Linked DNA regions of Homo sapiens: region 2 is linked to region 1. The links are chromatin loops, found by intact Hi-C in ENCODE. Cell type or tissue: dorsolateral prefrontal cortex. All regions are shown on one strand. Each heading gives the region's core, and the rest is flanking DNA. Links, peaks and the distances in the headings are about the cores only. Region 1 overlaps PDZD4 (PDZ domain containing 4). Region 2 overlaps L1CAM (L1 cell adhesion molecule).

Region 1 (11,917 bases), core at 2,713-10,712:
AGACATACAGCATCTCCTGCAAGGTGCTCTTGTCAAAACGCTCAGCCTGAATCTCACCGCGGGAATGAATCAGGCAAATTCAGACTCTGGCGCATTCTATAAGGACTGGTCTCTTCCAAGAAGTCATTCCCATTAAAGTAAAAAATATATATATTTTTTTCTAGATTAGAGAGGAGACATAATAACTAGAGACCTAACAACCGAATGTAATATGTGTGCTTCTTGATTGAATCCTAGATTTTTTGTTTGTTTGTTTTGTTTTTGAGATGGAGTCTCTCTGTGTCACCCAGGCTGGAGTGTGATGGTGTGATCTCAGCTCACTTCAACCTCTGCTTCCTGGGTTCAATCAATTCTCCTGCCTCAGCCTCCCAAGTAGCTGGGACCATAGGCTGCACCACCACGCCTCGCTTTTTTTTTTTTTTTTTTTTTTTTTGAGATGGAGTCTTGCTCTGTCGCCCAGGCTGGAGTGCAGTGGCACGATCTCGGCTCACTGCAACCTCCTCCGCCACCCGGGTTCAAGTGATTCTCCTGCCTCAGCCTCCCTAGTAGCTGGAACTACAGGTGCAAGCCACCACGCCCGGCTAATTTTTGTATTTTTAGTAGAGACGGGGTTTCACCATATTGGCCATGCTGGTCTCGAACTCCTGACCTTGTGATCTGCCCGCCTCAGCCTCCCAAAGTGCTGGGATTACAGGCATGAGCCATTGTGCCCAGCCTCAAATCCTAGATTTTTAAAAAAAGCTATAAGGGTGTTAGCGGGACAGCTGGGGAGATGTGAGGCTGGCCCATTGTATGAGTGCGGAATTCCGTGCTAAGGGTGTTGTGGTTCCACGGAGAATGGGACTGATGGCATCTTGCTTTCAAATGCTTCTGCACATGTGTGTGTAGAAACCCCGAGAGCAGGTGTGGGGAATCTGCAGATGTTCCCACATGCTTGTGGGCGGACAATTTTCAAAATCCCGAGCTGGGGAAACATGAATGGGGACTTTGCTGGGTCACTGAGTGGGTGAATGTAGTGAGCCTGCGGCTTCTCCTTTCTCCTCTGATGCTCTACTCGTTGGGAGATCCCCCGATGCCTGACTTGGCCTGGAAGCTACAGTCACAACTGCTTCCAAGGTGTCCTGGATACTCCAGACGGCAGAGCTGAGAGCCAGCAGGCAGGTCAGAGCTCGGCCCCGGGCAGAGGATAACTTCCTGTCTCTGTCCTTCCCCAGCTTGTTTCCTACTCTACAGCAGTGGGGTAAGGGGAGTCCGAAGGTGGCAGCCCCCCCACCTCCGTGGCAGCCACGGGGGCCCCTGGAAGTGATGTGGCTTCACCTCCCATCCCGCGCGTTGCCAGTGAGAGTGAAAGGGGTCGCAGGCGCCGTGTGACAAGCACTTGGGATTGCGAGTCTCCCAGGCCACAACTGTTTTCTTAGCCTCTCCGGCCTCTCTTCTCGGCTTCCCAGAGATTCCTGATCAGCAAGAGGGCGTCGCGCCCCACCCGGCTGTGCGCCTGCCACCGCTGGGTGCAGGAGGGTGCCTGGGGCAGAGCCTGGAAACAGAGCTCAGCCTCCGACGGGGTTGGCGGGGCGGGCGGGCAGGAGTCCTGCCAATACAGCCACCAGCGTGGCGGCGCCGGGACGAGTGTGGTCCGCCCTGCTCCCGCAGCCGCAGCCACCCCGCCGCCGTCGCGGCGCGCTCTTTGTCTGCGGCTCCGGGCTCAGGGGGCGGGGCGAGCGCGCCTGGGGCTCCGCCCTCTCCGCCTAGGGCGCCCCGCTTCCCGCGTCCCCTAAGGCCCGCCAGTCCCTTGCCCAGCGGGAGATCGCCGCCCCACAGCGACTGCCCGTGGGGCCGACTTCGCGTCATGCCTGCCTCGCCTGCCCGGTGTTGCCCCCTCCCCTGTCCCTGTGTCCCCCCTCCCTTGCCCGCATGTCCCCCTCATGCGGGGAAAGCGGTGCCAGCACTTTCCCTGGCCTTGCGAATTGCTCTTCCATCGGTATTCAGCCGCCCCTCTGATGTTCCTGAAAACCCAACCTGCTCCTTCTCTGCAAAAAGCTCCGGAAGGCTGTGTCGATGCAGGTCGAGCTTCCCCACCCGGCCCCCTCCCACCTTTTAGCAAATCCAGAGGCCCCACCTTCGCCCTCCCCTCCCGGGCTCCGACCCAGTGCATTGAGCAGCTCCTCGGCTTCCCTCCCGGGACTTTCTAGTCTCTCTCCCCAACCGGCTCAGTGTCAGGGTGCCCCAGGACTCTCCTTGGGCCTCTCCTGTTCTTGACTACATTCACTCCCTAGGTGAGCTCCTCCATCTCATGCTTTTGCTTTTTAAATTTTTATTTATTTATTTTTAAATTTTTATTATTTTTGAGACAGGGTCTCAGTCCGTTGCTCAGGCTGGAGTGGAGTGGCACAATCACGGCTCACTGCAGCCTTGACCTCCCAATGCTCAGGTGATCCTCTTGCCTCAGCCCTACCGCCTGCCCCCTACCTCCTCCACCACTTGGGGCTACAGGAGCGAGACACCACGCCCAGCTTCATCTCATGATTCTTTTTTTGTTTGAGACGGAGTCTTGCTCTGTTGCCCAGGCTGGAGTACAGTGGTGTGATCTGGGCTCACTGCAACCTCCACCTCCTGGGTTCCAGTGGTTCTCCTGCCTCAGCCTCCCAAGTAGTTGGGATTACAGGTGCCTGCCACCACGCCCTGCTAATTTTTGTATTTTTCGTAGAGATAGGGTTTCGCCATGTTGGCCAAGCTGGTCTCGAACTCCTGACCTCAAGTGATCCGTCTGTCTCGGCCTCCCAAAGTGCTGGGACTACAGGCTTGAGCCACCGTGCCTGGCCGTCATCTTATGATTTTAAATAAAGAAAAATTCCTAGTTTAATTGAACAGCAATGGTCACATGCCACCCAGTTAGCTGACTTGGGCTTGGGCCAGACATTTGGAGTGGGGCACTGGAGATGTCCACATGCCTCGGGAAGTTCAAGCTAGAGATAAAAACCTTCCATTTCCTGCCCTGGGCCTAATCCCTGAGTCCTTCCTTCCTCGGTCTTCCTCACTGCTGTGAGGATACCCCTGGTCCTTGTGGTCCTGTGTGGCAATTTTATGTTTTCTTGTGGTAAGATACGCATAACATAACATTTACCACTAGTGACTTTTAGTCTATTCTCAATGTTGTGCAGCCGTGGCCACTGTCTAGTTCCAGAACAGGTTCATCGCCCCAAAAGGGACCTCATATCCCTCAGCAGTGACTCCCCAGGCCCCCCTTCCTCCAGGTCCTGGCAACCATTCGTCTGCTTTCTGTCTGCCTCTTTGCCTTGGCTAGACTGTGCTCATGCAGTCGTGTGTGCCGGTCGTTCATTCTTTTTATGTCGGGATGGGTGTACCATGTTGTGCTCGCTCATCCATTCATCCACTGGTGGACACGGGTTGCCTCCGAGTCTTGGTTACTATGGATACTCTGCTGTGAGCATTTGAGTATAAGTTTTCTTTGCATGCCTGTTCTCAACTATGGATACTCTGCTGTGAGCATTTGAGTGTAAGTTTTCTTTGCACGCCTGTTCTCAGTTCTTTGGGGATTGCTGGGTCATGTACATAAGCTACACCTAACCTTGTGAGGAGCCACCAGACTGCTTCCCTGGCTGCACTATTTTACATGCCCAGCAGCAAGGCGTGAGGCTCCAGGGTCCCCGCGTCCTCTCCAATACTCGTGCTTCCTTTCACTGATTCCAGCCTCCTCGTGGTGTGCGGCGGTATCTCACTGTGGTTTGGGTGTGTGTTTCCTCTGTGCGTACTGGCCGGTGCTGACGCGTCTTTTCCTGCGCTTATTCGATGTCTTCTTCAAGCCCTCACTGTCCCTTGCCCCCAGCCCAACAGCAGGTCCTGGCAGCCTACCTCTAAAACCCAAGCTGACTCTGACCACATCCCACCACCTCTACTGCCACCCCTGGGGTCATGCCACCATCATCTGTGGTCTGGACCACTGCCGTTGCCTGCTGGTCTGGCCCTTACAGTCTGTTCTCCTGGGAGCTCCCTTCGCTACAAGGAAGGAAGCATGGCTGGTTTCTTGTCATCATTTAGGTCTCAGCTCAAGTGTCACCGACCCAGAGAGGCTGTCCTGACCACTCTACCCACCCAGGCAGCTTTGTCTCTGTCCCCTCCCACCTTCCAACCAAGCCCCTTGGGGAGCGGAACGGGATGGGGGGTGTGTTCTGGATCCACCGTCTCTCCCTTCAGCTCCTTGGCACTCCTTTCCTATGGGGCACCCTGTCCAGGGCAGGTGGGGCAGGATTCCCCCCTCTTCCCTCATCTCCCGTGCTTCCCGGGCCCACCCCCCAGCATCTCCAGCCTGCCCGGGAGTCACATGTCCTCGGCCCACAGAATCCCCAGCACACGCCCCACCCACAGGCCTAGCCCCAGCCCTGGGGTCCCTGGCACCCCACCTGCCAGGGCCCCTCCCCTGCCTTGCTCACCCCCCAACACACCTGATTGTTGGAAAGGTCTTCCCATGCCCACCACGACCCCCTCCCACTCATCTGTGGGCGGGAGAGCTTGGTCCCTGCCGCACGTTGCCCCCCTAGCATCCAGGCCCACCACCGAGCCCCCGACAGGCCTGGGAGCCCCACTGGTGGGTGGGGACCCACCAGCTGGGGGTCTTGCTCACACCGAGGGGCTGGGGGTGGCGGTGGCTTTCTCAGGGCACCCTGCCTTGGGCTGCAGGCCGCTGGGTGGGCACCGGCTCCCTCGGAAGGCAGCGCAACCCGGGATCCTGCCGGCCCTGGCCCCCACCCTGCCGACCGGGCCTGGGGCGATCAGTGCCCCAGCTCCTGTCCTCTTCTGCTCAGATGCTGGGTTGGGAGATCAGGGGCCACAGCTCGGCCACTCAGAGCCCTTTCCGCAAGTCTTAGAGGGACCAGCTGCGGGGTGTGTGCAGAGGGGCTGCGCTGTGGGGAGGGCGCATGGCTCAGTCCTCCTGGCCTGAGGCCCGCCTAGCCTAAGTGGCCTCCAGGACCCATGGCCAGGCCCTTCTGCAGCCTTCCAGAAAGAACCAGCTTCCCAGGGTTCCCTGGGGAAGGCCTGGGGCCACCTCCTCTGGAGGGGTGGGGCCTGTGCTTCATTCCTCCTTCCCCAGGTCCCCTTCCAGGCCGCCAGGTCCCCTCCCCGACCTGGAGCCCACAGCCTTGTAATTAAATTGTAAACGTCCTTGTAATTAAATTCATGTAATATCCATTATTATTATTACTGTTTTAGACTAAATTACTTAGAGCACATTGACTGGATCAAAGGCTACCATGAACGTTTTCAAGGGTTTTTATAGTTATTGACAAATTCTTCTCCAGAAATTTGACCACTTTACACTCTGGGGTAAGATTCAGACTAAGTGTGTCTAGAAAGGGTGATGGGGTCGGCTGGGAGGAGGAACTGGGCTTGCAGGGGACCTGGGGCAGTGAGTGCTCTCAGTGTGCAAAGGGGAACTGGGCTGTCCCAAGCAGGATGTGAGGGCCACTTGGGCCACATTCAGGCAGAGGGGCCCTGCTAAGGCTTGAGTCCCCTGTTCAGAGCAGGGACCATGGTGGAAATTAAGGACGTTCATGTCAACTGTGGTTGAGATTGGAGCTGCAGTCCTAGAGTCAGCCCTCTTGGGCCCATCTTGGCAGCAAATCAGGAAGGAAGTAGATCTGTGTGCTGAAGAGTCGCCATGGGGCACGTCAAGCCCCTGGCTGAGCCGTGGTGTGCTCACAGGCTGCTGCACTCCCCGGGGCAGCGGAGTGCCAGGGACTTGTATTTTCATCTTTGTGCTCCTCCGCCTCCTCAGTGTGGCGCTCTGAGCACTTCGATTATTTGAAAGGAAATGCGAAAATTTGTACAAAATCTATTGTGCTAGCACGTGATGGAGGAGGGGTCTTTGTGAACAGGCTTTGAGGGTTTGCTTGGCTCACAGCTCACTACCCAGTCAACAGGGTTGACTGCCACGGGGTGACCTCGCTAAGGTGAAGCATGATGCCCAGCACGTGGTCAGGATGGCACGGGAGCACTGGAGAAGATGAGAGTCGCTGGGAACCTGGGCGAGGGGGGACAAGGGGCATTTGAGTGGGCTTCAGGTACGTGAAGTGTTGCAAGATAAAGTGGGTTTCTTCTGGATTGTTCCAAAGGAGGGAGGTTGCTCTCAATGAAGGAAACATTCAATAGTGAGAGTTTTCCGATAATGAGCTCAGTCAACAATCCCCACTCTCCCCATACTAGAGAAGCAAAGTGGATTTCTTCTGGATTGTTCCAAAGGAGAGAAGTTTGCACTTGATGAAGGAGACTTTTTTTTGGGGGGGGGGTGGGGGGTGGATGGAGTCTGACTCTGTTGCCCAGGCTGGAGTGCAGTGGTGCAATCTCAGCTCACTGCAGCCTCCACCTCCCAGGTTCAAGTGATTCTCCTGCCTCAGCCTCTCAAGTAGCTGAGATTACAGGCGTGCACCACCATGCCCGGCTAAGTTTTGTATTTTTAGTTGAGACGGGGTTTCACTGTGTTGGCCAGGCTGGTCTCGAACTCCTGACCTCAGGTGATCTGCCTGCCTTGGCCTCCCAAAGTGCTGGGATTACAGGCGTGAGCCTCCGTGCTGGGCAATTTTTGTATTTTTAGTAGAGTCCGGGTACATCAGACTCAGGGGCTGGGTCATGCCTGTAATCTCAACACTTTTGGGGGGACTAAGCAGATGGCTTGAGCCCAGGAGTTCGAGACTAGCCTGGGCAACATGGTGAAACCCCATCTCTTATTATTATTATTTTTTAAAAGGTAGATCAGATAAATTACAGGTCCTTAATATATATTCAACAAATTACAGAAATATATAAAATTTTAATTCAGCCAAGAAACATATTAAAGTTTTATCTTCAGCAAACTGTTAGGAGTTGGGATGGAAGTAGAACTCAGGGTGAAGCCCTCTTGGGGTTTGTTGTCTAATGAAAGGGAGGTAATTAGACAATCACACATAAAAGGCTGAGCTCCAGCCTGGGTATCTTGAGGCCTCCTGGACTTGCTGTAGCATCTGGAGAAGTATGGGGCATCATCTCGCATCACTTAGCACCAGCACTGCCACCCAGCCTTGATGTGGGTCCTGTTGGCCTGAGCGTTTTTCCTTGAAGAAGGTATTAAAAGCAGATTGAAGCCGCCTGTGCCCACCCATCCCCTACGCACTTCATCTGCTCGCCTCTCTGCCGTGTTTTCCACCAAGTACATACTACGAATGAGCCTCCATTATGTGCGCCTCCATTAACTGCACATGCGGAATACCAGGAATTGTTTGTTCGACTGCTGGCAGACCTTTGGGCTGTCCCTGGTGTTTGGCCACTGTGGCCTTCATGCCCACATCCTCCTGGTCCTCCTGGTGGTGGTTCTGAAGGGCATCTCCTCTCATCTCATGGCTCCAAGTGCTTGCTAGTGGGTCCCCTTTGCCCTGAGCACCTGTTGATATCCTTTGCCCATGTTCTTCTTGAGTTGTTTGTGTCTGTGTTTTCTTGTTGTTTTGTAGGAATTCTTTGCATATTCTGGAAAACCCATTATGAGGTCCATGCATTGTAAGGCTCTCCTCTGAGCCCGCCTTTTTACTGTGTTTAGGGTGTCTTTTGTCGTCTAGAAGTTTTACATCTCTTCCATTATTGCTTCCCCATTTGAAATATTGAGAATTTCGTCTCTATCCCACACCATAAAGATATTGTTCTCTTGTTTTGCTTTGTCCCTGTAGGTCTTTGATCCAATTGGAATTGCTTGGCCAGGGCTTGGACTAGGTCTTCTGTCTTGGTGGGGCGAGCTCCCAGGGTGTGGAAACGTTTGCAGGTGGGGCAGGAGGGAGAGTCTGGTGGGAAGCAAGCCTGGGGTTGGCCATGTTGAGTGTTTGTGCCTTTTAGAGACTGGAGTGGTCGAGTAGGCAATCCGAGGGTTGGGGCATTACAGGGGTGGCTTTACCAGTGTGCTACCTCAGGATGGTTGGGGGTGGGGCGGGGAGGCAAGGCTCTGAGCAGGACTGGAAGAGCTGCTGTCATCAGAAGGGCCACAGTGTGGCTCCTTACCATGTGCCTGGCCCTATACCTCTTTGCTCATGGCCCCATATTTTCCCACCTTGTTGGTAGCCCTTAGCCCTTCCCCAGAGGGGAGCTCATTTCTTCCTTGGGGGTCCAGCATGACCGATGAGGAGGAGAGAGAGAGAGAGCGAGAAGGCTTCAGGAGCCCGTGGCTTCCACCCAAATACCTGCCTGGCTGTCACAGGCGATCACTCTGGTTGCTGCTGATCCGAGGTGCTGAGGCTGTGCCCACGCCCATCCCCCTCTTGACATCCCAGCCTCCGCCAGCCCGCCCAGCAAGCGCTCCTCAGTTTCCATAGCAACACTGCTGCTCGGTAATGATTCCGGGTAGAAAGGCATTCGTGCGTTCTCTGTCATCTCTGTCACCTGAGCATCCCACTGCCTGCTTGCTGTCCTGCCCCGGGAGTTCAGGAAGAAACCCTGAGGACAGCTCCGAGCCCTTCTGCTTGTGTGTTGGCTTCTCCTCAAGGGCAGTGGTAAGGTGGTAAATGTTCCCAGACAAAAAGCCCTGATTTGGAGCATTTGCCGATTTCCCTGGTGTAAATGCTGCCACTATAGCCGATTTCAAGCCACCACTGCGATGTCACTGAACTTGGAGTTGGGGGAATGCACACATAGTATTTCCATCTCCCATACCAGATGTGAATAACCCCAAAAGCACAGATGACAGAAAAGTGTAGTAAGATAATTAGACAGTGATGTGTTCCGAGGATTTATTGCCTTTGTTGTTAATATCATTCAGTTACCTGTACATTTCTACGGTTAAAATACCAATAATCGCTGTGTTTGACAACTGGCTTCCAAATTTCCCAGCTTCAGTTGGCTCTAGCCACTGCTGCTGAGAGTGTCGAGGCCATTCCATCATGTCCCTTTGTCTACAGCCTTCCTGAACCCACACTCTGCTGCCGCCCACCCTCTTCCATCCTGCCTTTCTAACTGTAGCCTCTCCACCAAGCACAGCATGCCCTGTCCTGACTGACATTCTTACGGTCTTCCAACAAATACCTTCTTGGCTGAAAGCTGTTTCCTTTATAGTATTTGATCCAGAAATTCCACCTCAAGAAATTTTCTCCACCTTGACAACCACTGGTTACACAAAGATTTAAGTATGAAAAATGTATAAAATGGACCCCAGAATGTGTCTTTGCCACATTCTTTATAATAAAAAATCAAAGCCACCCTTACTGATGTGATGATGAACATGATGGTCCACTGGTGTGTTGGTGTGGATGGACCTTAAGGGGCCTGCAGCTGCAAAATGGCACACATAGAAAACAGACTGGAAGGAAACAGGCCGCATGGCCAGGTGCGGTGGCTCATGCCTATAATCCCAGCACTTTGGGAGGCTGAGGCAGGAGGATTACTTGAGGTCAGGAGTTTGAGACCATCCTGGCCAACATAGTGAAACCCCATCTCTACTAAAAATACAAAAATTATCCAGGCGTGGTGGTGGGTGCCTGTAATCCTAGCTATTGGGGAGGCTGAGGCAGGAGAATCACTTGAACCCAGGAGGCAGAGGTTGCAGTGAGCCAAGATTATGCCACTGCACTTCAGCCTGGATGACAGAGCAAGACTCTGTCTAAAAAAAAAAAAACAACAGCTGGGTGTGGTGGCACACACCTGTAGTCCCAGCTACTTGGGAGGCTGAGGCAGGAGAATTGCTTGAGCCCAGGAGGTGGAGGTTGCAGTGAGCCAAGATCGTGCCACTGCACCCCAGCCTGGGCAACAGAGCAAGACTCCATCTCAACAAAAAAAAGCCCCCAAAAAACAAAAAAATGAACTGTGTTTCTTTTATAATCGGACAAAACTGATTTTGACAAAAAGCTCTTTTCAGAATATGAAAATTTTGGGGAGAAGGGAGACATAGAAAACTTCAATGATTATCTACAAGGACATAGTCAAATAGAAAAAAAGTAATGCAGGAGCCGCTGCTGAGGCCACAGGGGTTCCGAGGACAAGCTGGGCTCTCCTCAGATAGCTGTCTTCCCGAAAAGACTCGTACAGCGGTGGTTCTACTGTATCGCGGGCACTAAGACAAGATTTTGCCGTCAGAATTGACATCTCTGTGAGAAACCCGGGGTGGGAGGTGCCGCCGTGAGAATGCAGGACAGAGAGTTCTTCTAAACTTGCTAATATTCGCACAACTCGGAAAAGCAGAGGGCTCCGTGCAGGCGCAGCCACCTGCGCCCATGCCCAGGGCCCTTCTGCCCTCTCATCTGGCACAAGCTCCCAGCCTGCTCCATCCCTAGGCGGACTCTGGGTCTCCTCGCCCTGCCCTCTCTGTGCTGACTGGGGGCTTTGCTTCCAACTGCAAACCAGCCTCCCTGGGTCTTTTCTTGGCCCTGTTCCCTTTGCCTGATGGAGGCCAGGTGTCCCCTGCTCCAGAAGCCTTCCCCGCCTCCCACCGAGGCGTGCATGGCCAGCCGTGTGCTCCCTTAGCTGTGGGTAAGGTCTGTCCCCACGCTCACCTGCGGGGCATAGCCATTTGGGCATAATGCTAGTGTGTAGCCTCCCCAGGCCCAGAACAGCCCTTCCATAAGCCGCTGAGCCCATGAGGAGACCCTGCACGCCTGCCTCGAGCTGCCTCCTCCTAGAAGTGCTTCCTGCTGACCCTTGCTGGCCCCATGGCACGTGCCCTGAATTCTGGTGGAGTCTGTTCAGTCCTTCTTGGTCCTTAGTCATTCGTCCCTTCTCTACTTGCCTCCCTTCCCCAAGGAGGACTTGAAGGTCGCAGCATACTGTCCCAGGGTGCTGCGGAAGCAGCCTTCGACCTTGTGGGCACTGCTTGCCCCACCACCTGCGCTGTGCGTAATGGGCTTCCTTCTGCTACCCTTCATTGTCCTTCCTTCACCCCTACAGCATCCCGCAGAGCTGCTTAGGTCCTACTTCCGCCTTGGGCCCTGGCCCGCGATGGCCTCCTCCTCCCTGACCCCTCCTTCTGGCCACCGGGCAGCCTGTCCTGGCTCATGACCTTGACTCAGTGCCACAACCTTGCTGAGCTTGCTGACATGGTTTCCTCATCTGCAATAATGGCATCTCCCTCAAGGTTGTTGGGGGTTAGGATTTTGTGGAGACCCACATCAGGGGTCTTTCCCAGAATGTAGCACATGGCACGTGCCCAAAAAACAGTAGTGGCATTTTTTTTTCTTTGAGACGGAGTCTCGCTCTGTCGCCCAAGCTGGAGTACAGTGGTGCGATCTCGGCTCACTGCAAGCTCCGCCTCCTGGGTTCATGCCATTTTCCTGCCTCAGCCTCCCGAGGAGCTGGGACTACAGGCGCCCACCACCACGCCCGGCTAATTTTTTGTATTTTTAGTAGAGATGGGGTTTCACTGTGTTTAGCCAGGATGGTCTCGATCTCCTGACCTCGTGATCTGCCCGCCTAGGCCTCCCAAAGTGCTGGGATTACAGGCGTGAGCCACCGCACCCGGCCTAGTGGTGGCTTTATAAGGACCACTTTCTTGGCACCTCTTTTAGGCTACTTTGCAGTTCCAGGGGGCTTCTTGTACATCAAGGCCTTTTCTCTTGGGCAAGTCAGTTGTCACTGTGAGGACACAACACTGTATCTTTAGGCATCTTCCTACTTGTCCCCCAACCTGACCCTGGCCCTCCCTAGTGAGTAGACATTTGTTGAGAGACTCGGCTCATCTGAAGAGTCAAGGTCATCCTCTTGCTTGATGCTGAATGAGCACAACACAGATGCTCACTGAGTGTTGGCTGTTATGGTCCAGTCATTGCCAAGGAACTCAATGGGATCTTCATGCTAGCTCTGGCCTCAGTGCCGCCCTAGAAAGAAGTGGGTCCGGATGGGGAGAGGCCAGGAGAGCTCAAGCAGTGTCTGGAGGACGTTGTAGGGCGGTATCACAGCCTCC
Region 2 (11,725 bases), core at 1-8,000, 50 kb before region 1:
TCAGGGGCCCCGCAGCACAATCGAGAAGAAAGGTTCCAGGGTGACCTTCACGTGCCAGGCCTCCTTTGACCCCTCCTTGCAGCCCAGCATCACCTGGCGTGGGGACGGTCGAGACCTCCAGGAGCTTGGGGACAGTGACAAGTGAGGACAGTGACGGTGAAAGGGGGCAGAGTGGGAAAAGCTGGAAGTCCAGACCTCTTGGCCTCGTCCTTGCTTTGATGGGGAAGGCTCTGACAGGAGCGGGGGAAGGAGACAGGAGGGAGGGATGGGAGGGGAGAAGAGCCCAGATGGCAGGAAAGACAGACACGGCTCCTCCGCAGGTACTTCATAGAGGATGGGCGCCTGGTCATCCACAGCCTGGACTACAGCGACCAGGGCAACTACAGCTGCGTGGCCAGTACCGAACTGGATGTGGTGGAGAGTAGGGCACAGCTCTTGGTGGTGGGTAAGTCCTAGGGTGGAAGCCTCCACTCCAGAAGGCCGGGGCTCACATCCCTGGGCCCTTTCAAGCACCGACCCTCCCCACCCTCAGGGAGCCCTGGGCCGGTGCCACGGCTGGTGCTGTCCGACCTGCACCTGCTGACGCAGAGCCAGGTGCGCGTGTCCTGGAGTCCTGCAGAAGACCACAATGCCCCCATTGAGAGTAAGAGGCTTGAGCTCAGTGCCACCCCACCGTCACTTCTGCCAGCCCTGGCCCCTCCTGGGGTCCTCCCTCCTCCTGGAGCCTTCCTGGGGGGACACGGTTTGGGGGGACTCACGGTTCCTCATGGGAATCTGGAGATGCCAGTTGGCCTGGGTAATCAGGGACCCAGACTGTACCCAACCCCTCCACAGCCCTTCCCCCAAAGCCACATGCTGATCACTCCATTGTCGGTTCATTTCTTGGCAGAATATGACATTGAATTTGAGGACAAGGAAATGGCGCCTGAAAAATGGTACAGTCTGGGCAAGGTTCCAGGGAACCAGACCTCTACCACCCTCAAGCTGTCGCCCTATGTCCACTACACCTTTAGGGTTACTGCCATAAACAAATATGGCCCCGGGGAGCCCAGCCCGGTCTCTGAGACTGTGGTCACACCTGAGGCAGGTGAGTCAGGGTGGCACCCACTCCCATGCCACCTGGAAGGGGCTCCGGGCTGTGAAGGGAGGGCTTAGAGAGGTGCCATGCCCAAGTTCCTCTGCTTCCAAATTTCCAGGGGGAGCGCGAGGGGGCTGGACTCCCTTGGTGCCAGAATGAGCCATTTGTTCCTTGGCCCTCGGTCCTCGTGGCTCTCCAAAAGAGGCTGCAGCATTGATGTGTTAATACTTTCCTTTCCAGCCCCAGAGAAGAACCCTGTGGATGTGAAGGGGGAAGGAAATGAGACCACCAATATGGTCATCACGTGGAAGGTGAGAGTCCCTGGGCTGAGCTGCCTGGGGGACATGAGGCCATGACCTGGGTGTCTGTTGCTCCCCCTTGGCTATGCAAAGGAAGGGGCTGATGTCTGGGGATGCTGGTTTGTGCTGGGGGGCGGGCCAAAGAATGCTGGTGTTCTTGGCCAACCAACTCCTCTTCTGCTGGCCTCCTCCAGCCGCTCCGGTGGATGGACTGGAACGCCCCCCAGGTTCAGTACCGCGTGCAGTGGCGCCCTCAGGGGACACGAGGGCCCTGGCAGGAGCAGATTGTCAGCGACCCCTTCCTGGTGGTGTCCAACACGTCCACCTTCGTGCCCTATGAGATCAAAGTCCAGGCCGTCAACAGCCAGGGCAAGGGACCAGAGCCCCAGGTCACTATCGGCTACTCTGGAGAGGACTGTGAGTATCCGGCAGGGCCCCTCGCCCACGGTTGAGCTCGCCTGCTTCCACCCCAGCCCATGTCCACACCTCTCAGCATTGGTGTGCGCCTTTCCTAAGGATGAGGATATTCTCTTACATAACCAGAGCGACGTTATGAAATTCCCCACACTTCACATTTCTATAATTGGCAGCGGTATTCCAGTTATATCAGCCAATGCTGCTTCTTTCATTTCCTTGAATCTGGAACATGACCAGATGGTAACTTGAAGTACCCGGTCAAGTTTTTTTTCTGGTTTCTCCTTTTTTTCTTTTCTTTTTTCTTTTCTTTTCTTTTCTTTCTTTTTTTTTTTTTTTGAGATGGAGTCTTGCTCTGTCATCCAGGCTGGAGTGCAGTGGAGCGGTCTTGGCTCACTGCAACCTCTGCCTCCCGGGTTCAAGCGATTCTCCTGCCTCAGCCTCCTGATTAGCTGGGATTACAGGCACGCGCCACCACACCCAACTAATTTTCGTATTTAGTAGAGATGCGGTTGCACCATGTTGATCAGGTTGGTCTCGAACTCCAGACCTCAAATGTTCCACTCGCCTCTGTCTCCCAAAGTGTTGGGAATACGGGTGTGAACCATCACGCCCAGCCATGGTTTCTCCTTTGTATAAGCTACTATTTTCACCTTTGCAACTAATAAGCAGTCCAGGAAGAGATCTTGAGACCATGCAAACACACCTCTCCTCCTCAAACTGTACCTCATAAAATATCCGAATTCGTCTTCTCTGTGTGTAGGGGCTTGGGCCTGGCCTCAGGGCTGGGGTGAGAGCCTATGGCTCTATCCAAGTCACTGGTGGTTTCCAGACCCCCAGGCAATCCCTGAGCTGGAAGGCATTGAAATCCTCAACTCAAGTGCCGTGCTGGTCAAGTGGCGGCCGGTGGACCTGGCCCAGGTCAAGGGCCACCTCCGCGGATACAATGTAAGGGTTGAAGGCATGGGGGCCCAGGAGGGTGATCACTGAGGTAAAGCGACAGGATGGTGAGGGGGCTTTGCCACCTGCCAGCCGCTCTCCTGGAAGACTTGGGTTGAGAGGAGGGTCCCCATTAAGGGTGGTGGGGGTGTGCGCTGGGGGCCCTGCTGGGTGCCTTCTGCCCCTGCGAGGTCTCCTGTTCGCTTGTGCAGGTGACGTACTGGAGGGAGGGCAGTCAGAGGAAGCACAGCAAGAGACATATCCACAAAGACCATGTGGTGGTGCCCGCCAACACCACCAGTGTCATCCTCAGTGGCTTGCGGCCCTATAGCTCCTACCACCTGGAGGTGCAGGCCTTTAACGGGCGAGGATCGGGGCCCGCCAGCGAGTTCACCTTCAGCACCCCAGAGGGAGGTGAGTCCTGCACCCCACGCCTCATCCCCTGCCCTCCTCCCCAGACCTGGGCGAGGACCTACCTGCCACTCGGTTCTGTGCCCTGCAGTGCCTGGCCACCCCGAGGCGTTGCACCTGGAGTGCCAGTCGAACACCAGCCTGCTGCTGCGCTGGCAGCCCCCACTCAGCCACAACGGCGTGCTCACCGGCTACGTGCTCTCCTACCACCCCCGTGCGTGCGCCGCCCCAGCAGGGAAGGGAGGTGGAGGGGCCACGGGGAGGGGGCAGAGCTGCAGCCACAGCCAACCCCTGTCTGTCCCCACAGTGGATGAGGGGGGCAAGGGGCAACTGTCCTTCAACCTTCGGGACCCCGAACTTCGGACACACAACCTGACCGATCTCAGCCCCCACCTGCGGTACCGCTTCCAGCTTCAGGCCACCACCAAAGAGGGCCCTGGTGAAGCCATCGTACGGGAAGGAGGCACTATGGCCTTGTCTGGTAAGCTGGAGGAATGACCTGCCAACAGGGAGGCCCCGGCCAGCCGGGTCCAGGAGGGAGGGCCTTAGACTTCCTGGCAGCTGCCACACTCTCCTCGTTCCCCTGCATCCCCCCAGGGATCTCAGATTTTGGCAACATCTCAGCCACAGCGGGTGAAAACTACAGTGTCGTCTCCTGGGTCCCCAAGGAGGGCCAGTGCAACTTCAGGTTCCATATCTTGTTCAAAGCCTTGGGAGGTAAGCGTGAAAGGGGGCCTTGGGGCGTGGTGGGGAAGGGGGCTCTGGGCCAGAGGGGTTGCCTGGCACTCCGACTCACCCCTGCTGCCACCCTCTCTCCCTGGCAGAAGAGAAGGGTGGGGCTTCCCTTTCGCCACAGTATGTCAGCTACAACCAGAGCTCCTACACGCAGTGGGACCTGCAGCCTGACACTGACTACGAGATCCACTTGTTTAAGGAGAGGATGTTCCGGCACCAAATGGCTGTGAAGACCAATGGCACAGGTGAGGCGCCGGGGGCCCGCCATCACCTGCCAGGGAAGCATGGGGGCTGCACAATTCATGTCCTTCTGTCCCCTGAATGGCCACTACTGCCCAGGCTCCCTCCACGGCTCCTGTCTGCTTCTCCTCCCAGAATCTGGGTGTCCCCGAATCAGCCCCCTTTCATACCCTTTCCGCAGATGCCCTTTTCCCTGTCCCTGTCACTCCTTAGCCCCCCAGAGGGCCCCAACTTTAAGAGCATACTTCAGGGCCTCAGGTCGGGTTCTGGCTTGGGCGGCAGCACGGGGGGCTGGTGTCTCACCCTCAGGCCGCGTGAGGCTCCCTCCTGCTGGCTTCGCCACTGAGGGCTGGTTCATCGGCTTTGTGAGTGCCATCATCCTCCTGCTCCTCGTCCTGCTCATCCTCTGCTTCATCAAGCGCAGCAAGGGCGGCAAATACTCAGGTAGCCTCTGAGCCCCACGTGACGGGGGTGGAGCCGAGGGCAGAGAGGAGCACCTCGCCCCTTCCACCCTTCTGCAAGGCCTCCTGGATTCCCCGAGCTCCCCACAAGATGACAGGCGCATGGTGGGGGCAGGCAGGGGGATCATCCTCCCAGGCCGGGGTTGGGGCAACAGGCAAGTGGTGGCTGGACCGCAGGGGGTGAGCGGTTTCTTTCAAGGCCTCTTGCCTCTGGGCGCTGTTGAGACAGAGTGCTGGGGGTGCGGGGCGTAGAGGGGCCTGGAGCCCCGGGTCAGGCTGGGGCGGGAGAAGAAGCTGTCCCTCTCTGTGTCTCCAGTGAAGGATAAGGAGGACACCCAGGTGGACTCTGAGGCCCGACCGATGAAAGATGAGACCTTCGGCGAGTACAGGTGAGCCGGGGCAGGAGTGGGTGCTGGCACTCAGCTCCACCCTGGCCTTCACATCTCACCCCCTCTCTCTCTTCTCTGTGCTGCCGGGTGACTTCAGGTCCCTGGAGAGGTAAGGCAGGGGCGGTGGGGAGGGGCCAACAGCAAGGTCTCCCTATAGACAATGTGCGCCTGGTGTGCCATTGTCCCCTGGCTGCCGGGGCTCTGACAGGACTCTCACTTCCCAGCCCCCAGGCCCGGCAGCTCCTCATTTCAGGGAGAGGCCAACACGCCCCAGCCCCTCCTCTCCACACAGATACCTTCACTGCTCCCCTCTCCCCAAGGGAGGCCCCAGACAGCTTCCCAGACAGGAACCAGGCCCCATAATCCCCTGGCCGAGCGCACATTTTCTCCCTCACAGTCCCCAGGATCTGGGGAATGCCCAAAGATGACAGCTCCAGACCTGCCTGCCAGGGTGGCCAGAGCTGCTCTTTCTGAGCGCATTCTAAACAAATGGAAGGCAGGCGGGCGTCTGCCTCACCCCCAGCCAGGCTCCTGCAGGGGCTCGGCAGTGCTCTCACTCGCACCTGCCCTGTGCCTCTGCAGTGACAACGAGGAGAAGGCCTTTGGCAGCAGCCAGCCATCGCTCAACGGGGACATCAAGCCCCTGGGCAGTGACGACAGCCTGGCCGATTATGGGGGCAGCGTGGATGTTCAGTTCAACGAGGATGGTTCGTTCATTGGCCAGTACAGTGGCAAGAAGGAGAAGGAGGCGGCAGGGGGCAATGACAGCTCAGGGGCCACTTCCCCCATCAACCCTGCCGTGGCCCTAGAATAGTGGAGTCCAGGACAGGAGATGCTGTGCCCCTGGCCTTGGGATCCAGGCCCCTCCCTCTCCAGCAGGCCCATGGGAGGCTGGAGTTGGGGCAGAGGAGAACTTGCTGCCTCGGATCCCCTTCCTACCACCCGGTCCCCACTTTATTGCCAAAACCCAGCTGCACCCCTTCCTGGGCACACGCTGCTCTGCCCCAGCTTGGGCAGATCTCCCACATGCCAGGGGCCTTTGGGTGCTGTTTTGCCAGCCCATTTGGGCAGAGAGGCTGTGGTTTGGGGGAGAAGAAGTAGGGGTGGCCCGAAAGGGTCTCCGAAATGCTGTCTTTCTTGCTCCCTGACTGGGGGCAGACATGGTGGGGTCTCCTCAGGACCAGGGTTGGCACCTTCCCCCTCCCCCAGCCACTCCCCAGCCAGCCTGGCTGGGACTGGGAACAGAACTCGGTGTCCCCACCATCTGCTGTCTTTTCTTTGCCATCTCTGCTCCAACCGGGATGGGAGCCGGGCAAACTGGCCGCGGGGGCAGGGGAGGCCATCTGGAGAGCCCAGAGTCCCCCCACTCCCAGCATCGCACTCTGGCAGCACCGCCTCTTCCCGCCGCCCAGCCCACCCCATGGCCGGCTTTCAGGAGCTCCATACACACGCTGCCTTCGGTACCCACCACACAACATCCAAGTGGCCTCCGTCACTACCTGGCTGCGGGGCGGGCACACCTCCTCCCACTGCCCACTGGCCGGCCTCTTCCAGCCGCCCCCACCCCCCAGGACCCCTTAGCAGCCCTGCCCTCCCTATCGTCTGAACAGTTGTCTTCCTCAGCCTCCTCCCGCCCCCACCTTGGGAATGTAAATACACCGTGACTTTGAAAGTTTGTACCCCTGTCCTTCCCTTTACGCCACTAGTGTGTAGGCAGATGTCTGAGTCCCTAGGTGGTTTCTAGGATTGATAGCAATTAGCTTTGATGAACCCATCCCAGGAAAAATAAAAACAGACAAAAAAAAAGGAAAGATTGGTTCTCCCAGCACTGCTCAGCAGCCACAGCCTCCCTGTATGCCTGTGCTTGGTCTACTGATAAGCCCTCTACAAAAAAACAAAAGTATATATATATATGTACATAATATCAGAATTATAACAGGCAAATAAAACCTGAAAATCAAGAGCACCTTTTGTTATTTCGCGGAACACTTACTTCCCCTGTCCACGTCACACTGTGGGAGGTGCTAGGAGCGACCTGCCAGGCGGGCCCGGGTGTGGCCCAGCCACACAGTCCTGATGCTTCCCTGCCCCTTCCCAGAGCCCGGGCCTTCCACCCACCCTGCCAGGCCTGGCTGTTGGCTGCCTTGGGTGTTGCTGTCACATTGTTGCTGGGGCTCAGGATCCTCGCCTCTGCTGGCCTCCTGAGACCAAGCTTAGCTGTCACCATGGCCGGGCCCTTCACTGCTCAAACATGAGAGTAGAGTGTGGCCAGCGGCAGGAGCCTCTTCCCCTGTCTCAAGGGACACAGCTCCATGGCTCAGTGGAAGACTCATGATGTGCCCCGGTGGCATCGTTCTCTCTGGGGTACCCAGCCCTCTAAACCAGTACAAAGCACCTTATTTATTTATTTTTTGAGACAGGGTCTCACTCTGTCTCCCAGGCTGAAGTGCAGTGGCGTGATCAGGAGCAGGTGAGACCATCTACAGCCATAGATGGCAGGACAGGGCTTACCTCTGTAGCTGGGGATTGGTTGCCTGGAAGCACAAAGGCATTCTCTGTGGTGATGCAAATGTTCTTTAGTTTGGTCCGAGTCGTGGTTGCATGTGTGGATAGGCAGGTAAAAAAATCAGGTTGCAGCGACCTGAGATTGTACCAGTGCACTCCAGCCTGGGCGACAGAGCGAGACAAAGAAAGAAAAAGAAAGAAAGAAAGAAAGAGAGAGAGAGAGAGAGAGAGAGAGAGAGAGAGGGAGGGAGGGAGGGAGGGAAAGAGAGAAAGAAAGAAAGAGAGAGAGAGACAGAGAGAGAGAGGGAGGGAGGGAGGGAAAGAGAAAGAAAGAAAGAAGAAAGAAAGAGAAAGACAAAGCAAGAAAGCAAGCAAGAAAGAAAGAAAGGAAGGGAGGGAGGGAGAGAAAGAAAAGGAAAGAAAGAGAAAGAAAGAAAGAAAAAAGAAAGAAAGAAAGAAAGAAAGAAAGAAAGAAAGAAAGAAAGAAAGAAAGAAAGAAAGAAAACCCAGCACAGGTGAGCCCTCCACTTCCCGGGCTCAAGAAATCCTCTGGCTTCAGCCTCTCAAGTAGCTAGGACCACTGGAGCACGCCACCACGCCTGGCTAATCTTTAAATTATTGTTGTAGAGATGGAGTCTCCCTATGTTGCTCAGGCTGGTTTCGAACTCCTGGGCTCAAGCAATTCTCCCACCTCGGCCTCCCGATAGTGCTGGCATTACAGGCGTGAGCCACCACACCCAGCCCAGGACTAAGCACCTTAGATTTATGACCACAAGCCTCAAGTGGACCCAGGCAGAGCCAGCCTTCCTTGGGAATTCTAGAGTTTCCTCCCTGGTTCTCCAAGGCCTCACACCTTCCCCTCAGCCCCCAGGCCCTGCACTTTCAAGGTGAGAACTTTGTTTCATGTTTCACTGAGCAAGTTGAGAGCATCTGACGAGAATTTCTTTCCTTGAGTTCCCATCATCAAATCTGTCCCCTCCCCAGCCCTAGCCCCCTCAGGTGAACACTTCCCACCATGTGCAGTGGTCTCTGCCACCCCTGAGACCCCCTCTCTCCTCCTGTTTTCTGCACCTGTAATTTTTCTCTCTCCCTGTGGGGTCAGGCCCAGCAGCATACCAACATGCCCTTGGAGCTTCTATCACCGGAAGCTCCCGCTCCTGCCTCCGCATGCCCCCTGGCTCTTGCCCCGTTTCACTGCTCCTGTTTACAGCAAAACCCCTCAAGACTCCTCTACACTCATTGTCCCCCTTGATCCCCACCTGTAACAGCGTCCACTTATTGCCCTCCAATATCTGTTTTTCTGTTCTTCCATAACACTAGATTTGTGGCTTGGGGACATGGCAGCTCAGCTGAAGACCCATTTCCCAGCCTCTATGCACCCAGTAGGGTGGTGGGGCATGAGTGCACCCATACCTGCAGGGCAAACCTGTGCTGGCGCCTTTCTTCCTTCCTTCCTTCCCTTCCTTCCTTCCTTCCCTTCCTTCCTTCCTTCCTTCCTTCCTTCCTTCCTTCCTTTCTTTCTTTCTTTCTTTTTTTCTTTTTTGAGATGGAGTCTCGCTCGATCACCCAGGCTAGAGTGCAGTGGCATGATCTTGGCTCACGGCACCCTCTGCCTCCCAGGTTCAAGTGATTCTCCTGCCTCAGCCTCCAGAGTAGCTGGGACCACAGGCGCCCGCCACCACACCCAGCTTATTTTTGTATTTTTAGTAGAGACAGGGTTTTGCCACGTTGGCCAGGCTGGTCTCGAACTACTGATCTCAGGTGATCTGCCCGCCTTGGCATCCGAGACTGCTGGGATTACAGGCGTGAGCCACCACGCATGGCCTTGTGCCAGCCACTTTCTGTCTCCTTACAGCTGAAAGGCAAATGTGATCTGTGATCATGGGGAGAGCTACCTTGTCGCACCAAAGGGAAGTCGCACGTTGAGGATGGCGGAACAGCAACAAAGGCAGCCCGAGGGCCTGAGCACCTGGAGCTGCCACATCGGCCCTGGGCTGCTTTCCTGGGTTTTTAAAAAATTAAGGCATTTTGCTTTTTAGAGCAATTTTAGGTTTGCAGAAAAATTGAGCGGAAAGTAAGGAGTTCCCACAGACCCCGTCACTCCCCTTACGCCTCCCCATGATGAACATTTCGAGTCAGTGTAGTACGTTTGTTACAATTGGTGAGCCACAGTGAGAAGCTCGCATGAACTAAAGCCCATAGCTGACATCGGGGTTCACTCTGGTGTTGTCCATTTATGGGTTTGGACAAAGGTATAATGACATGGATCCACCCTTACAGTATCATACAGAGTAACTCCACTGCCCTAAAAATCCGTGAAACAAGTCCTTATTGAGGATTACTGTGCAGAAAATCAAGTGCACGCCTGGTTTTTTCACCTGCCTATCCACACATGCAGCCACAACTTGGACCAACTAAAGAACATTTGCATCACCACAGAGAATGCTTTTGTGCCTCCAGGCAGCCAATCCCTGGCTGCAGATCTAAGCCCTGTCCTGCCGTCTATGGCTGTAGATGGTCTCGCCTGCTCCTGACGGGTATGGAAATGGAAGCACACGCTCTGGAGCCCTTTGTGCCGGCTTCTTTCTGGAATCACTTCCATGAGACTCATCCAGGTTGACGTCTGTGTCCCTTCTTCCCTCTGTGATGCTGACTAGTAGCCATTGTATGCACGCATGCACCGCGACTCACTTACCCATTCCCCCGTTGATGGACGTGTGGGTTGTTTCCAATGGTAGCCATCATGGATAAAGTGGGCATATGCAGTCCTTTCTCTGAGATCCGTGCCCTAGAAGGAGCAGTGCTGGCTTGTGGAGTGGGCGTGCCACCCCCTTTGCTGTCCTCTGCTTGGTGATGCTCCTGCTTTACCAGCGCCTCCCTCCTAGGCTCTGCTAGCTGGGGGCGTTTAAGGGAGCCCACAAGACTGGAGGAGGAAGAAGGGACCTGCTCCTTCCTGGGCGCACCATCTAACAAGGCTTCTTCACCCTTGCAGCAAGTGCTTCATTTCCGTGGCACTGCCTGAAGCCAATTTTCAGATCTCTCAACACTTGCAAGACCAGCTTCATTGCATCCCACCTCTGAGACACCACCACCGGACACCCAGTGCCCTATGCTCCAAAATCTGAGTACTAGGCCATCCCCTGAGCTCAGAGACCCCAGCATCAGCCAGACCCCTGCTCCTTAGAGGTCTGGATCCCAGCCCCACAAGTCCCTCTACTGAGCTCACTCCTCCACAACTAGCTAGGCCACGCCCCCACCTCAGACCTCAGAGACCCAGCTTCAGCTCTGTGGGCCTCTCTCTAACCAACTTCCTTCCTTCCTTCCTTCCCTCCCTTTCTTCCCCTTCCTTTGTTCCTTCCTTCCTTCCTTTCTTCCCTTCCTTCCTTTTCTTCTTTCTTTCTCTTTCTTTCTTTTTCTTTCTTTCTGTTTTCTTTCTTCTTTCTTTTTTCTTCTTTCTTTCTCTTTTCTTCTTCCTTTCTCTCTCTCCTTCCTTTTCTCTTTCTCTCTTTCTTTCTTTTCTTCCTTCCTTCTTTCTTTCCTTTCCTTTTTCTTTCTTATCTTTTCTTCCTTCCTTTCTTTCTCTCTCTCCTTCCTTCCTTTCTCTTTCTCTCTCTCTTCTTTTCTTATTTCTTTCCCCTCCCTCCCTCCCTCCCTCCCTCCCTTCCTTCCTTCCTTCTTTCCTACCTTCCTTTTTCTCTCTCTCTCTCTCTCTCTTTCTTTCGACAGAATCTCCTCTGTTGCCCAGACTGGAGTGCAGTGGGACAGTCATGGTTCACTGCAACCTCAAACTCCCAGGCTCAAGTGATCCTCCTGCTCTCTCACAGCCTTGATCTCGGGCTTCTTCCCTGCAGAACTGTGAGAGAATCCATTTCTGCTGTCGAAGCCACTTGGTTTGTGGCACTTTGCTATGGCAGCTCCAGGAAATTAACACAGCCCCTCAGGCTGGGGAACGAAGGGAGTTAGGACTCTTCAAACAGAGGAGGCTGGGTGCTGTGACTCACACCTGCAGTGCCTGCACTTTGGGAGGCTGAGCTGGGAGGATCACTTGAGCCCAGGAGTTCGAGACATTCGTCTACAAAAAATACAAAACGTAGCCTGGTGTGGTGGCACATGCCTGTAGTCCCAGCTACTCAGGAGGCCAAGGCAGGAAGATCACTTGAAATCTCAACTGCATGCACCAAGGGAGGAGCTGTCATCCTTTCTACTTCCTGATCAGATCCTGGCTGATAGCAAAATTGGCAGCTGGAGTGGTGT

The links. Peaks named below come from ENCODE experiments on the same cell type or tissue, not always from the same donor. Only the 100,000 strongest peaks of a DNase experiment are listed, where the experiment ranks them.
Region 2: it touches region 1 in a loop (2.4-fold over the local background); 7 of 110 quality-filtered maps call a loop at or near these places.

Annotation. Positions count from the first base shown.
Region 1 is chrX:153,808,866-153,820,782 of GRCh38, reverse strand. The region is part of intron 1 of PDZD4 (PDZ domain containing 4); the gene reads left to right. Among named protein-coding and RNA genes, the nearest start is that of PDZD4, 16 kb to the left of the region's middle. RefSeq lists a silencer at 1,579-1,738. In dorsolateral prefrontal cortex, for the core only: no CTCF peak of the experiment used is centred there; no DNase peak of the experiment used is centred there; H3K27me3 peaks cover 7,053 bases.
Region 2 is chrX:153,856,718-153,868,442 of GRCh38, reverse strand. L1CAM (L1 cell adhesion molecule) reads left to right here. Exons shown (of 29, transcript NM_001278116.2): 14 at 1-141; 15 at 321-445; 16 at 533-643; 17 at 890-1,087; 18 at 1,319-1,389; 19 at 1,572-1,794; 20 at 2,624-2,739; 21 at 2,943-3,144; 22 at 3,233-3,355; 23 at 3,449-3,622; 24 at 3,739-3,858; 25 at 3,966-4,121; 26 at 4,426-4,560; 27 at 4,894-4,966; 2 more. The coding sequence ends at 5,780. Among named protein-coding and RNA genes, the nearest start is that of L1CAM-AS1, 18 kb to the left of the region's middle. RefSeq lists enhancers at 4,153-5,011, 5,012-5,870. In dorsolateral prefrontal cortex, for the core only: no CTCF peak of the experiment used is centred there; no DNase peak of the experiment used is centred there; H3K27ac peaks cover 1,844 bases; H3K27me3 peaks cover 7,406 bases.